Regions from separate parts of the Homo sapiens genome. Here region 2 is linked to region 1. Evidence: chromatin contacts called from ENCODE Hi-C or POLR2A ChIA-PET data. All regions are on one chromosome and are shown on one strand. Each heading gives the region's core, a stretch centred on a gene start or an enhancer-like site at or near the end of the contact. The rest is flanking DNA. Distances are from core to core; before and after follow the strand shown. Region 1 overlaps PMFBP1 (polyamine modulated factor 1 binding protein 1). Region 2 holds the start of PMFBP1 (polyamine modulated factor 1 binding protein 1).

Evidence for each region. Hi-C counts contacts between places; a loop is a spot of excess contacts on that map. ChIA-PET counts read pairs that join two places held with the same protein, here RNA polymerase II (POLR2A). Pooled maps may share reads with other maps.
Region 2: a pooled map shows a loop between it and region 1 (4-fold over the local background). The contact joins the promoter of PMFBP1 here to the enhancer-like site in region 1. A Hi-C loop is called at or near these places in 3 of 168 maps with a recorded cell type or tissue (G401, heart right ventricle and posterior cingulate gyrus) and 6 of 50 pooled maps. POLR2A ChIA-PET finds 5 or more read pairs at or near these places in 4 of 52 experiments (A673, B cell, BJ and 1 more).

What each region holds. Positions count from the first base shown.
Region 1 is chr16:72,122,695-72,128,687 of GRCh38, reverse strand. PMFBP1 (polyamine modulated factor 1 binding protein 1) reads left to right here. Exons shown (of 21, transcript NM_031293.3): 14 at 1-31; 15 at 2,556-2,720; 16 at 3,283-3,450; 17 at 3,754-3,921; 18 at 5,039-5,142; 19 at 5,700-5,774. Among named protein-coding and RNA genes, the nearest start is that of DHX38, 32 kb to the right of the region's middle. RefSeq lists enhancers at 1-294, 2,631-3,132, 3,677-3,736, 3,747-3,856. Within about 2 kb of position 3,252, at least 6 of the 41 ENCODE cell types and tissues checked have a DNase peak (open chromatin) inside an H3K27ac peak, as active enhancers do.
Region 2 is chr16:72,170,258-72,177,264 of GRCh38, reverse strand. PMFBP1 (polyamine modulated factor 1 binding protein 1) reads left to right here and starts at 5,110. Exons shown (of 21, transcript NM_031293.3): 1 at 5,110-5,211; 2 at 5,997-6,068. The coding sequence starts at 6,057.

The DNA of each region.
Region 1 (5,993 bases), core at 2,003-4,502:
CCAGCAAGTCATCCAAGACTTGAATAAAGAGGTGAGTAGACAGGAACCCCAAGGGAGTGAGGAATTTGAACCCTGTGACCCTTGACCTGAAATCTGTACCCACCTCTCCTCCACACAGAAATGCAGCTAACTGCTCAGCCAACTGCGGATCCTGGGCCACCTACAGCTCTACTTCCCTCCCCATTGGCACCTGGTTGCTGAGCCAGAGAAATGTTTCTTCCATATGTGGAAGGTCTCATCTCATATCTGGTGGAGCCCCAAGCTATTTGGGCTTTGGCATCAAGTCTTCCAATGTTACATTTTAGACCAGAGTTGAGTGAATCCATTTTGGGGGGCAATTTGCTAGGGAACACTTCCAAAACTTGTCACAAAGCACAAAAAGGAGATGAAAGGGGGGACAGTTATTTTTCATTACACAAGTAAAAATGACAGAAAGGAGTAAATAGCATCTGACATATGCTAAGCACTGTGCTTGAATTCAGTCGTCATTTATTTGTCGTCCACTTAAGCTCTTTACATGGCTTCCATCTGCTTTACTGCCAAAAAGAAAGACATGATAGAGGAAAGAAAGATGGAGGGCCAAAGTCACTGACCAGCAAGTGATGGAATCAACCACTATTTGAACCTGAATTATCCAGCTCTAACACCTGTTCCCTTTCTCCCTCATCATAAGCAGCCATACTTTCTCCAGCTAAATCCATTCCATCTTTCTGGGCAAGAGAAAAATATAACACCTTGGTAGTTGGTCTCTTGGGCTACAAATGAAAGGCCAAGCAGCCCTTATTCCCTCATAATATAAAAATAAATCTTAAAGTAGTATGACTTTTCTAAGTATAAAAATAGCACTGCCCAGTAGAACTTGCTGCCTTTCTGTGATGATGGAAAAGTTGTATGTCTGAGCTGATGGAATGAATGTGAGAGAAAGTGAGGAATCAATGATGACTTCATGAAATTCACCTATAAAACCATCTAGACCTAATACCATTGACAGCAGAGAGAGTAGGTCTTTTATTAGAACTTTTACTAGAACTTCTTGGTTCTATAATTTACATACTTCTATATGTAGATTTTTAGAATCTTTCTCCAAGCTAAACCACTCATGTTAGCAAAAATTTTTAAAGCTTCCATTTTAGCTTCTAGCTTCACTGTAATTTTTTTTCACCATCCTCAGTTTTAGTGTCTTACCTCTATACTGACATTTCTCAGTTCAGCCATCATTTATCAAGCATTGACAGTGAATTATAGTTTCTCCAGTGATTCCTCTGGTTTACTGGGCAGACCCTGCTGACTCCATGTTTTTCAGAAGTCCCCAGAAAAGATGCACTTCTGTTTTCAGAAGACCAAATTATTTCATCTTTAGGAATAGTTTCACCACCAGGGCATGTAAAATATGGTGTCAGAAGTCCAATTTACCACTTTTCATCTCACTAATTCCCAGGGCCAGAGGTACTCAAAATTGTATCTGAAAAAGTAATAAACTTGAAGCACTGATCAGTTACTGGAGATAAAACAAGAAAACCCAAAAGAATGTGTTTCTGTGTGCATGGCCACTTTCAGATGCAGGTGTGCTAGAATACCAAAGAATACAAGTCAGGCATATGAATTTCTGAGGTCTCCCTCTGGCTTCCAGACTCAGAAGCAGATCTCTGTCCTGTACTTAAAGTATATAAGAAGGCTAGTTTCTGTGTGTGTCTGTGACAGTAACTCATAGTCGTATAGTAAAACAAAGCCCTTTTTACACATATCACCTCATTTGATCATCATAAAAACTCCACGAAACAGTTAAAATGATTTCAATTTGTGGAAGCAGAAACTGAGGCTAGAGAAATAAGTAAATGATAGAACCTGGACCTCAACCCAGATTTTTCTGACTCCAGATCCCAACTTCCTTTTAACTATACCATGAATACTCATTACGATGTTGAAAACAGACTTCAGTTTTTAAACACACTTCTACCAGAACTACATGTTCCCTAACATGTTGATCAATTGATCCCTAACTCCAAAAATGCAATATTTCACGTGACAGAACAAAGACCATTTTTGAGCATTTCCTGAAACTCTGTCATGTGCCATGCCCTGAGTTACAGCAATGGGGAAACAGCAGGAAACAAAACACAGGCACAGTCCTGCTTTCTGGCACATCAAGTCTAGTGAATTACATCAGGAACTAAGTGAGGCATAAAACACAAAGGACATGTTGTTATCATGTCCACTAACCTCAAATCGGATTCCAGGTCTTTATCAAAGGCTGCAGAGTATGTGAAAGGGACTTTTTTGTGTACTTGGCATATCATGCCCCAGCACCGCTGGTACTCCTGCTGTTTGAGGGAAATGCTAACTAGAAAGAGAGATGTGGCTGAGGGGTGCAAAAGAGCCTGGAAAGACAGCTCTACCTTTTACAGTGGTGAAGTGAAGATGTGAGTGTTAACACGGACTCTGCAGGTTGCTGCAGACAGGAGAGAGCTTGGCTCTTGTTCATTTCCTATAGGCACAGAGAATGCCTCTATGACCCTGACCTGGCACCCTGACAGTTCTGCTCTCCCTCCTTAAAGATAGCCCTTCAGAAGGAGTCCTTAATGAGCCTGCAGGCCCAGCTGGACAAAGCTCTGCAGAAGGAGAAGCACTATCTCCAGACTACCATCACCAAAGAAGCCTATGATGCATTATCCCGGAAGTCAGCCGCCTGCCAGGATGACCTGACACAAGCCCTCGAGAAGGTGAGGCCACACCCTCTAGTCTCCAGGGCTGTTTTCAGGCAAGGAAACGTCAAGGTAGCGGGAGAAGCACAGGAGCCAATTTCCTGCCTATTGACTGTCAATGGGGCCATCTCAAACCCTTGTGTGGGCTGGGATGTCTGTGCAGAGAAGGCCTGCTTCCTCTTTGTGAGGCTTGGAGTTGGGTGGAGGGCGGAGGAAGAGGACAAAGATCAAAACCAAATCTAGCAAGCCTTTCTGCCCATGGGTGACTCGGGGGCAAGGTTTTCCCAAAGTCTGGATTGTCAGGGAAATTCATGCCCCATCCTGTGCTGATCATGGCTGGCCCATCAATTCATGGGATTGGAAAGAGAAGAAATGGAGGGAGTGGGTAGGAAGGAGAAAGCAGGGTGCAGAAAACCAACCACTGTCATTTCCCACCCCTCTCTGGGAGACTAGGCAAGGTGACCGTCCGTGTCACCCTGGGCAGAGGACAGGAAGGGACTGGAACCCTCCTCCATTCAGGACTCAGCAGAGAGGGTCAAAGTCTCTGACAGCCATTCGTCCTCTTTGTCTTTTCCGGAAGCTCAATCACGTGACCTCAGAGACAAAGAGCCTGCAGCAAAGCTTGACACAGACCCAAGAGAAGAAAGCTCAGCTGGAAGAGGAAATCATTGCTTATGAGGAAAGGATGAAAAAGCTCAATACGGAATTAAGAAAACTGCGGGGCTTCCACCAGGAGAGTGAGCTGGAGGTGAGGAGCTGCCAGGGGCTTGGGCTGCCTTCCTGGTAGGGGTCCACAAGGTCACCTCTTGCATCCAGAATTATTTAGCACTAAGTCATTCCCTTGGGCTGCTAGGTTCCCTCCACTTTCTTGGCTCCCTGAACTTCAGACAGAGGCAGCAAAGATCGGAGCATGGGTGCCCTCTGCTGGCCACTGAGAAGAAAATACCCCCAACACGTATCCCAAGGCCCAGGAAGCACCCTCTGGCCTTGTGGGTCCTGCGGTCAGGGAGGCCAGCTGGAGTCCCCCTCCTCACTTTGCTCTCCTGAGTAGGTGCACGCCTTTGACAAGAAGCTAGAGGAGATGAGCTGCCAGGTGCTGCAGTGGCAGAAGCAACACCAGAATGACCTCAAGATGCTGGCAGCCAAAGAGGAGCAGCTCAGGGAGTTCCAGGAGGAGATGGCCGCCTTAAAAGAGAACCTCCTTGAGGACGATAAGGAGGTGGGCATGCCTTGGCTTCTGCGTGCCTCCTCTCAGTGCCTCCAGGCACATCCTATGACCACCCAAATGCCAGACAGCCCTTGGTGGGGGTGGGAGAGCCTGGGAGCAAAGGAAAGGTCACCCCCTCCATTTAGCACAAAGCAAGAGCCACAGCTGCTGGTTCAACCCACCTGTGTTCTTGTGGCTTTGTTGATAGATACTGAGCAGAGCGAAGGCCCCATTCTAGAGAAGAGACTGTCAGGTACACCAGCTACCCCTGACCTAGTCCACTGGGTCCCCTTCCAGAGTACATCCTGACACTTTTGGCAGCCCTGGACCCTACAGTAGAATGGACTAAGTGACCTTCTGGGCTTGTCCCAGGCCCACCTCCCTGAGCAGTGAAGTTCATGGCAGGAGGCCGCAGGACAGCTCAGGTGGCCACTGGGCCTTTGCTCGAATTACAAAGAAGGCATCTTAGGCCGGGCACAGTGGCTCATGCCTGCAGTCCCTACACTTTGGGAGGCCAAGGCAGGAGGACTGCTTGAGTCCAGGAGTTTGAGACCAGCCTGGGCAACATAGCAAGACCTCATCTCTACAATAAGTTTAAATGTTAGCTGAGCATGGTGGCCTATGCTTGTGGTCCCAGCTACTCGGCAGGCTAAGTGGGAGGATAGCTTGAGCCGGGGGGGAGGTTAAGCTGCCATGAGCCGTGATCATGCCACTGCACTCCAGCCTGAATGACAGAGCAAGAGTGTCAAAAAAAAGAAGAGAGAAAAAGAAGGCATCTCTTCCTCTTCCTCCAGATGTTTTTCTTCCATCTGTTGGAAAATTGGCTTAGCATACTTCTTTTTTAGGAGTCACTTTAATGCCTTCACACTGAAAACCGTGATTATAAGTGTACAAATCTACGTGTCTCTGCCATAAATGGTGCCTTCTCAGAGATGTCACCTTTGTGTGAGATGCCACCCGCACAAGCCAGAGGGGGAGGTCTGGTGGCAACTCCACAACTCTGGCCTCGGGTTGGACAGCAGAGTCAAGTTTTCTTTTCCCAGGGAGATAGAAGAGGCCTGACTCGGAAGGAGGGCTGACAGGCCTGTGCTCCCACCTCTGACTGTCTCGTTTTCTTCTTGTACCCAAGCCCTGCTGCCTGCCCCAGTGGTCTGTGCCCAAAGACACCTGTAGGCTCTACCGAGGGAATGATCAGATTATGACCAACTTGGAGCAATGGGCAAAACAGCAGAAGTGAGTATGGGAGGAAAAAGGGAGGCAGGGTCCGAGGCCTGGACTGAGCCGAGGAGCCACATGCGTGCCAAAGATTAGTCACACACACCCCTGCACTCCTGGAAAACAGATCCAGTCTCAGCCCACACCCAAGGGATGGAAATAAGATGGAGAGGAGGGCTCAACCCTTCAGGCAGGCCTGGAAAGCCCTCTGCTGAGCTGGAAACAGCGATGGCAGGAAGGAAGGGGTGCTTTGCTCGGCAGCAAGAAGGAAGGGGGACATTGGCTCAGATATCCTCCTCCCATCCCAGGATCCAGCTTCACTGCCTGGCCCCCTTGAACTCATTCCCTTGAACTCACCTGGGGCTCACAGGATTTTGCATAGGAGTTGAGTTCAGAGAGTCCTCTGAATCCCCAGGTGCTAGGAAGGCCTTAGCTCTGCGGACGGGGTGATGCGTGGGGGACGTGGGATGCAGCAGCAGTCTTGCTGAGAACCCAGCATCCCATTCAGCCAGCTGCACCCTTGCTCGCGGGAGGCTGGCGACTGGCTGCTGTTTTCTCCTGTGATTTTATTACAGGGTCGCCAATGAGAAACTAGGAAACCAGCTCCGAGAGCAGGTGAAATACATTGCCAAGCTGAGTGGCGAAAAGGAGTAAGTCATCTTAAACCACCCTGGCTGCTTCCTGGGAGCTGACAAGAAGGGTCAGCAGGGAGCCAGGGCTGGCTTTAGCCCTTGATAGGGGGATCAGCCCAGGAAAGGCCTGGTGCTTTGGAAAGACCCCCAGGTCTCGAATCTGCATCTATGTGACCTTGGGTATATCACTTGACCTCTCAGGGCCTTAGTTCTCTCACCAAAAATCCAAAGGGAGTT
Region 2 (7,007 bases), core at 3,861-6,360, 47 kb before region 1:
TTGAAAGAAATGGCAATTGGGTTGGGTCTTGAAGATGTGTGACTTTGGACAGGCAGAAAGAATATATCTCGTAAAGAAAGAAAGAGCAACCAATTGGGAGAATTTTCTCCATGTCAGTCAATGATAATGGCAACAAAGATTAGGTGGACTGTGTACTTCAAAATGGGAAATTTTCCAAAATGGCATGGGAGTAATAGTGGTGGCAGTAGGAAGGCTGAAATGTTCCTCTCTCCCTGACCCTGGCTGTTTCTACTCCATACAGCAAATAGAGAAGGAGAAAGTGAACACAAAGAACTGACATCTCAAGAGAAAACCAAGGCAAGTCGAGAAAGGGAAGGGGCATTTGAGAAACATATCTGTGGAATCGCTGAAGAGCTGGTCCACCATGAAACAGGGGTTCCAAAATGTAGAGTATAAGCAACTAGTGGAGGTGCTAGAAACGGTGAGTGAACTGTAGAGAGAGATCTCTGAGAGTAACTTAAATAAGTGTGTTTTGTCAGTGTCAGCTTGCATTAGATTCAGGTGTATGAAACAGAAAAATTAAAAACAAAATCATTACTTAAGCAAGATAGAAATTGCTCCTTCTATCCAGGGCTGGCAATGATAGTTCCATAGCATTAAGGCCTCATGTTCCAGATGGCTGGTGGAACACCAGGCATTAAGTCAGCATTACAAGCCATTAGAAAGGTGGGAAGAACAAAGAGCTGTGCACTACTTCTCTTTCAGAAGATTTCATGGAAGTCCCCACAATACTCCATTTTATGTCTCATTGACCAAAACTTAGACACATAATCATACCTAGCTGCAAGAGAGGCTAGGAGATAGAGTCTTTTAGATGAGTGCATGCACATCCCAATAAAATGAGCATCTGTTACTAAGGAAAATAAAGAGTATGGATGTTGGAACAGACAACAAACAGCCTCTGTGAAAGGTAGCAAAGAAGAGAGCCAGGGGGAGACATTTTCACCTAGGACAGTGAGTCTCATAAATCCTGGATTCCTTCTCCTGCTCCTCCTGGCCCCTAATTTCTTCTGTCATTCAAAAGCCTCTTTCTGGAGAGACCCAACTAGCCCTACTTTCTCTCCAGAAGAACTCCAGTCCTGGAATTGGACTGTGGCTCAGTCAGTGACATTGGTGTCAGGTTCCTATTCACTGTTACTCTGCAGAACCCCAAACCCTGGCAAAACCATCTCCAACATCATCTCCTCATACCATCTCCCCCTACCAGTTATGCTCTGCACTACCAGGGATTTTCTCCTTTAGAACCGGGTTTGGATTCAAAAAGGCGAACTCTCTGCATGCCAAGCCTCTGCACACCAAGCCTCTGCACATTGGCTCCAATCATACTTTCTGGGTAGAAATAATTAGTATACAATAAGTATCCCTGTCTGTTCATGGGGCTCACACATTTTTAAAAATAGAGAAAACCTTTAGCTCCCTCTCATCATTTCAATAATTAAGAGCTCTAAGATTCATCACACTTTTTTCACTGGTAGGAGGTAGAACATTGGAGAAAAATCTAAAGCCCAACATAAGTAAAGGAAAGACTTATGGCTTAGTATAGGTAAGCCTGAGTTAGTTTGTATTATCCCACAAAGATAGCTTTAATTTTAAACCAAAAAAGCATCTCTTTCCTGAAAACCCGGAAACATGTTTTAGATTAGGAAAAACAGACCCTTGATATTCTTCCATCCAGGCCATGAAGGAAAAGGAATAGTCGGTGTTCCTTGGAGCAACAAGGTTGCTGTAAGGCCAGGAGTCAACCATATACCCAGGCACTTACCAGTTCCTTGGGGAGGGAGTCAAAATTAGCAGTCTGTGATTACGGCATTTGTGTAACCCAATGTGGGCAGGTGGTATGTGAAGTACTAACTGATGTGTTTCACATCCTGGCCTGCTAAAACTGCATTTCAGAGAACTTGTTCACTTATGCCCCTTTTCCTTCCTCTCTCCAAAACCACACAAAGACTGTTTGAGTTAGGAAAGAGGAGGAATAGGGTAACTGGAACATAAGCAGGAGAATTAGACCCTGGTGAGATCTATGAGATGGGGCAGAAGGGAGGGAAAACAATAGATTCCCAGATAGGTTTAGTGATCGAAGGGCAGAGGGACTTTTGATCAAAACCAGGAAAGTGAGCATTCTGTCCTCTTTCTCTCAATACCTTTCAAGGTAAAAGATAGAATGCTGATAGGACAAGTCTAAGAGACAGTCTGAATCTACTCTCATGTGGTGTGTGTGTATGTATGTGTGGTATGTGTGTGCATGTGTTTGTGTCTTGATGGGGAACAGGGAGGAGCATCTTCAAAGGATGAGGAAGTGCCAGATGACCCAAAGCCCTTAGGATGAGGAAGACACAGGATATAAGGTGATATGGTTTGGCTGTGTCATCTTGAATTGTAATCCCACAATCCCCATGTGTTGTGATAGGGAGCTGGTGGGAGGTAATTGAATCATGGGGTGTTTTCCCCCATGCTGTTCTCGTGATAGTGAATGAGTTCTCACGAGATCTGATGGTTTTATAAGTGTCTGGCATTTGCCATGCTGGCACTCATTCTCTCTCCTGCCACCTTGTGAAGAGGTGCTGTCTGCCAAGATTGTAAGTTTCCTGAGGCCTCCCCAGCCATGCAGAACTATGAGTCAATTAAACCTCTTTTCTTTATAAATTACCCAGTTTCGGGTATTTCCATATAACAATGTGAGAACAGACTAATACTAGTACATGTGGCCTACTGACCAGGACAGTGACACCTCGGCATACTCTAGCTAGGAGAGATGCCCATGACCATGGACCACAAGCTTCCCCTGGTGCCAGGATCCAAACTGGGACCTCAAAATCTTAAGCACACTCTGGAGACGCCTTAAAGAGGTTGAGAGAATCATGAACTGTGAGGGAATCATGAACTGATTCATTTTTAACCTGAAAGTCGTGGTGCTTTCTCAGAAATAACTAAGATTGTGTTTTCTGCCATTTGGTGAAAATGGGGCTAAACAAAAACACTGAGTAATAGAAAGAGTTACTTTCTCTTTTTGCACACCTGACTTGATACTTGCTACCTTAGTCACCCATTTGAGGTGTGGTGTTAGGTGTTTCTTGGGAATCTGCAAGGTGCTCTGATAGTAGACTGAGGGAAGGCACAAAACATCACTAGAAGCTCTGACCAAGTTTTTGTTTTCACTACAATCATTTCTTTAGGCACAGCTGTCACCAAGAGAAGTCCTACTTTGAAAAGCAGATGGCAGGAGTTTTGAATACAAAAAAGGAGTTGCCTGGGCAGATGGCAGTAGACAAGGCATGAAGAAATGAAGGTCTCAACAGAGACGCAAGAGGCAGAACAGAATATGTAAGAACAAGGGTTCAAGAAGAGGGAGACATGAGCAAAGTCCTGGCTTCAGAGAGTCAGTAGCCGGGGATCTGGTAGAGAGTCCCTGCCTCTGGGATGAGCCCTTCCTCCACAAAATATCTGTCCAGCCATACTCCTCAGTCAGACAGCACTGTGAAGGTTCACATGGCATTTCGTAAAGCCTGTGGGGCTCCCCCAAAACACTCTTCCCTATCCATCTGGCAAACATTACTGTCAAATGTATCAAAAACTTATCATATAACACTTCCAGTTTTTTCATCATAAGCCCTTCCAAACTGCCTGCTGCTATTGTTAATGACTGAAGATTCTGACATCTCCTTCATGGAACAAACTCCAGCTCTCTTTTTTTCTTCCTACTTACCTTACTTAGTAAATTTCAATATATTTTCATGCAAATGTTAGAACCTATGCCTTCTACTTTTCCTTCGAAATGCTCTTGGCTCTTGCAACTACAGCTGTGTAACTCCATAGCGGATGAAACCATCACAATCTAGAAAATCATTTCTCTGTCTTTTGGACAAGATTTCATTTGATTTCAGAATCATCTCCTGACTATCCAGTGGGCTTGCCTGCAAAGAAGTATGATTCTCAAGGATACATTTGTTCCATTACAACTTTTTGTATGATACTTGGGTGAGTTCATAGTTCCTCCTAAAGAAAGGTGTCCATCGTGGTAGAGCACTGAATCAGTGAACTTTAAAGCTAGGAAAGACTTCTAAAGGCCATTTATTATAGCTTCCTAGCTTACAGAAGCAGAAATGAAGCCTCAGAGATATGAAGGCCTTTGCAAAGGCCACTCCTCCAGTGAGGTGCTGAACCAGGTTTAGAAGCTTGGTGGCCTAGAATCCTGTTTAGTGTTCTTTTATGCCACGCTATTTTTAATCTTGCTTGACTAGTGTGGAAGTCATTTGTGAGTTCGCCAGTACAGGCATACCTCGTGTTACTGCTCTTCACTTTACTGTGCTTCACAGATATTGCATTTTTAACAAATTGAAGGTTTGTAGCAATCCTGCATCAAGCAAGTCTATTGGCGCCATTTTTCCAACAGCATGTGCTCCCTTATGTCCACATCAGCATTTTTTTAGCAACAAAGTATTTTTAATTAAGTTATGCACCTTGTTTTCTTAGACATAATACTATTGCACGCTTAGTAGACCACAGTATAGTGTAATCATAGGTTTTCTATGCACTGAGAAACCAAGAAATTTGTGTGACTTGTCTCATTGTGATATTCGCTTTATTTTGGTGGTCAGAAACCAAACCCGCAATCTCTCTGACATATGCCTATATTTCTTTGAGGAGGTAAAGGAAGAAGTTAGGCATGGCCATGTGACTTGTTTTGGCTAATGAAATGTGAGCAGAAGCAAAGTGTTTCACTTCCGCTTTAAGAACCAGTAGGTGATTCACCAAGTTCCCTTTCTGCTACCATGGCAACAGGCAACATACTAGATAATAGAAGTTCACCAGCTGAGGACTACGAGGATATTGAGGACAATGTGGAGCAGAGCCCCAGCTGACTCATAAAGGACATGTAGCATGAGTAAAAAATAAACCTTCACGGTCGTAAGCCACTGAGACTTGGGGGTTGTTTGTTACTACACCATCACCTAGCCTGTCCCCACCAGGTGAGCCTGAGCCACACCTCCATTTCCATGATGCACCTCTGTGCATGAAGACTTCAGAGGGTACTCAATGCAGGAAATCAGAATTCAGCTCCATAAAACATTCCAGATTCCACATATCACCAACATTCTTTCTTCCTCTTGGCTTATATTAGGGATAGGGGATGTGGTTTGTTACAAAGGATGAGTATTTTGATAGCTTCTCATTCCTTGAACTATTCTGCAGGTAAGTTCCTGGTGGAAATTCCTCTATTCTTAGGGTTAAAAACAGAATGAATGAGATGATTTTAATAAGCTCAGTGCATTATGACCTCAAATGCATCATCCTGTACTTACATGCACATACATGTGCAAAGATCTTTGGTTTCCTGGGAGGCTTTCTAGCTAGATAAGTCTCAGCACTTCACATGTTTCCTAACTTTATGAGCATCAACATTATGGCAAGCTGATGCTTCAAAAACACCATATCATCAGATATTTCATATGAATAGTTACAAAATTAATGGAAGCTCCTCATAGAGTAGTAAGAGAGCCTCTGTGACCCTGGGTAAGTCACTTAGCCTCTCTGGGCCTCAGTTTCCTTATCTTTAAATGAGGATAGTAGTAGTCCCTGCCTCCCAGGGTTCATGTGAGAATGAAGTTAGGTCATGCACATCATGTCTGGTTCATAATAAGTACATAATATTAGCTATATCTGAGCCATAGAGTACATAGAAATCTAAAAAGTAAACTCGATTCAGACTTTTTGCTTTCCAAGAAGGGTAAATTCAGAAACTGTTTGGTTCACCAAGTAGTGGTTTTCTGGAAAAGATGTAAAACCATGGTCCTGCCATCTGGAGGTTTTAACACCCTTTTAAAAACACAAACAGATGGGTAAGCAAGTGGGTATTGCTAACAGTTCAGGAAAATTTTCCAAACCTCTTGCTGAGGGCATAGATCCAGCTGGGAAAATCTTTAAAGGGCAGAGGCTCATTTATACTTTTTCCATCTTAAATACTTGGACTTTTTCAGGTTTATAACAAAGCTCAGAAAATACTAAAGGTTAAAGGAGAATTGAGAGCTGCCAAGGAAATGAAAGATGAGGTAAGGCTCCTAACTCCTCTACATGCATGGAGTTGAATATTCATTACAAGGGACTTTTTTCATGTTTTATGATTCAAAATTCCAGTAATAAGCATCACAAAATATCATGGACAGAGGTGGGCAGCAGAGCATCGTGTTTAAGAGCCCAGACTCGAGCTGGGTGGGTCTGGGTCCATATCTACCAGCAGTATGATACTGAGTTTGTTTCCTACTTTTAAGTTTCCTTTGCCTTATCTAGAAAATATGAATTGTGATCACCTACTCTAAGTTTCCTTTGCCTTATCTAGAAAATATGAATGATGATCACCTATTCCAAAGACTTGGTATGAGGATTAGCAAAGGTAGTGCATGTAGAAAGCACTTAATCGATATTAACTATTGTTGCTAACATTCTCTCTTTATCTGGAATGATATGAAAATGGAGTGTCTGATTAGTTTAATATTTTGGTCAAACTGTGTTTATGGGGCCAGGCGCAGTGACTCAAACCTGTAATCCCAGCACTTTGGGAGGCCGAGGCAGGAGGATCACTTGAGCCCAAGAGTTTAAGACCAGCCTGGGCAACATGGTAAGACCCCTGTCTCTACAAAAAATAAAAAAAATTAGCCAGGTGTGGTGGCACGCTCTTTTGGTCCCAGCCACTCAGGAGGCTGAGGCAAGTGGATCACTTGAGCCTGGGAGGTTGAAGCTGCAGTGAGCCATGATCACACCAGTGCATTCCAGCCGGGGCGACAAAGACCCTGTCTCAAACAACAACAACAGCAGCAAACTATGTTTATGTATGCCCTACCTTGTTCCAGAAAGGATTTAAGGGGACTTTTTTGATGAGTAAAGGATTGTCCCATGTACCATATGCTTTTTAACAGACCTCCTACCAAGAGGTGAGCAGATTCTGAAACAGGCAGTCCACTCCTTTCCTGCTGCATTACTGGAGCCATACA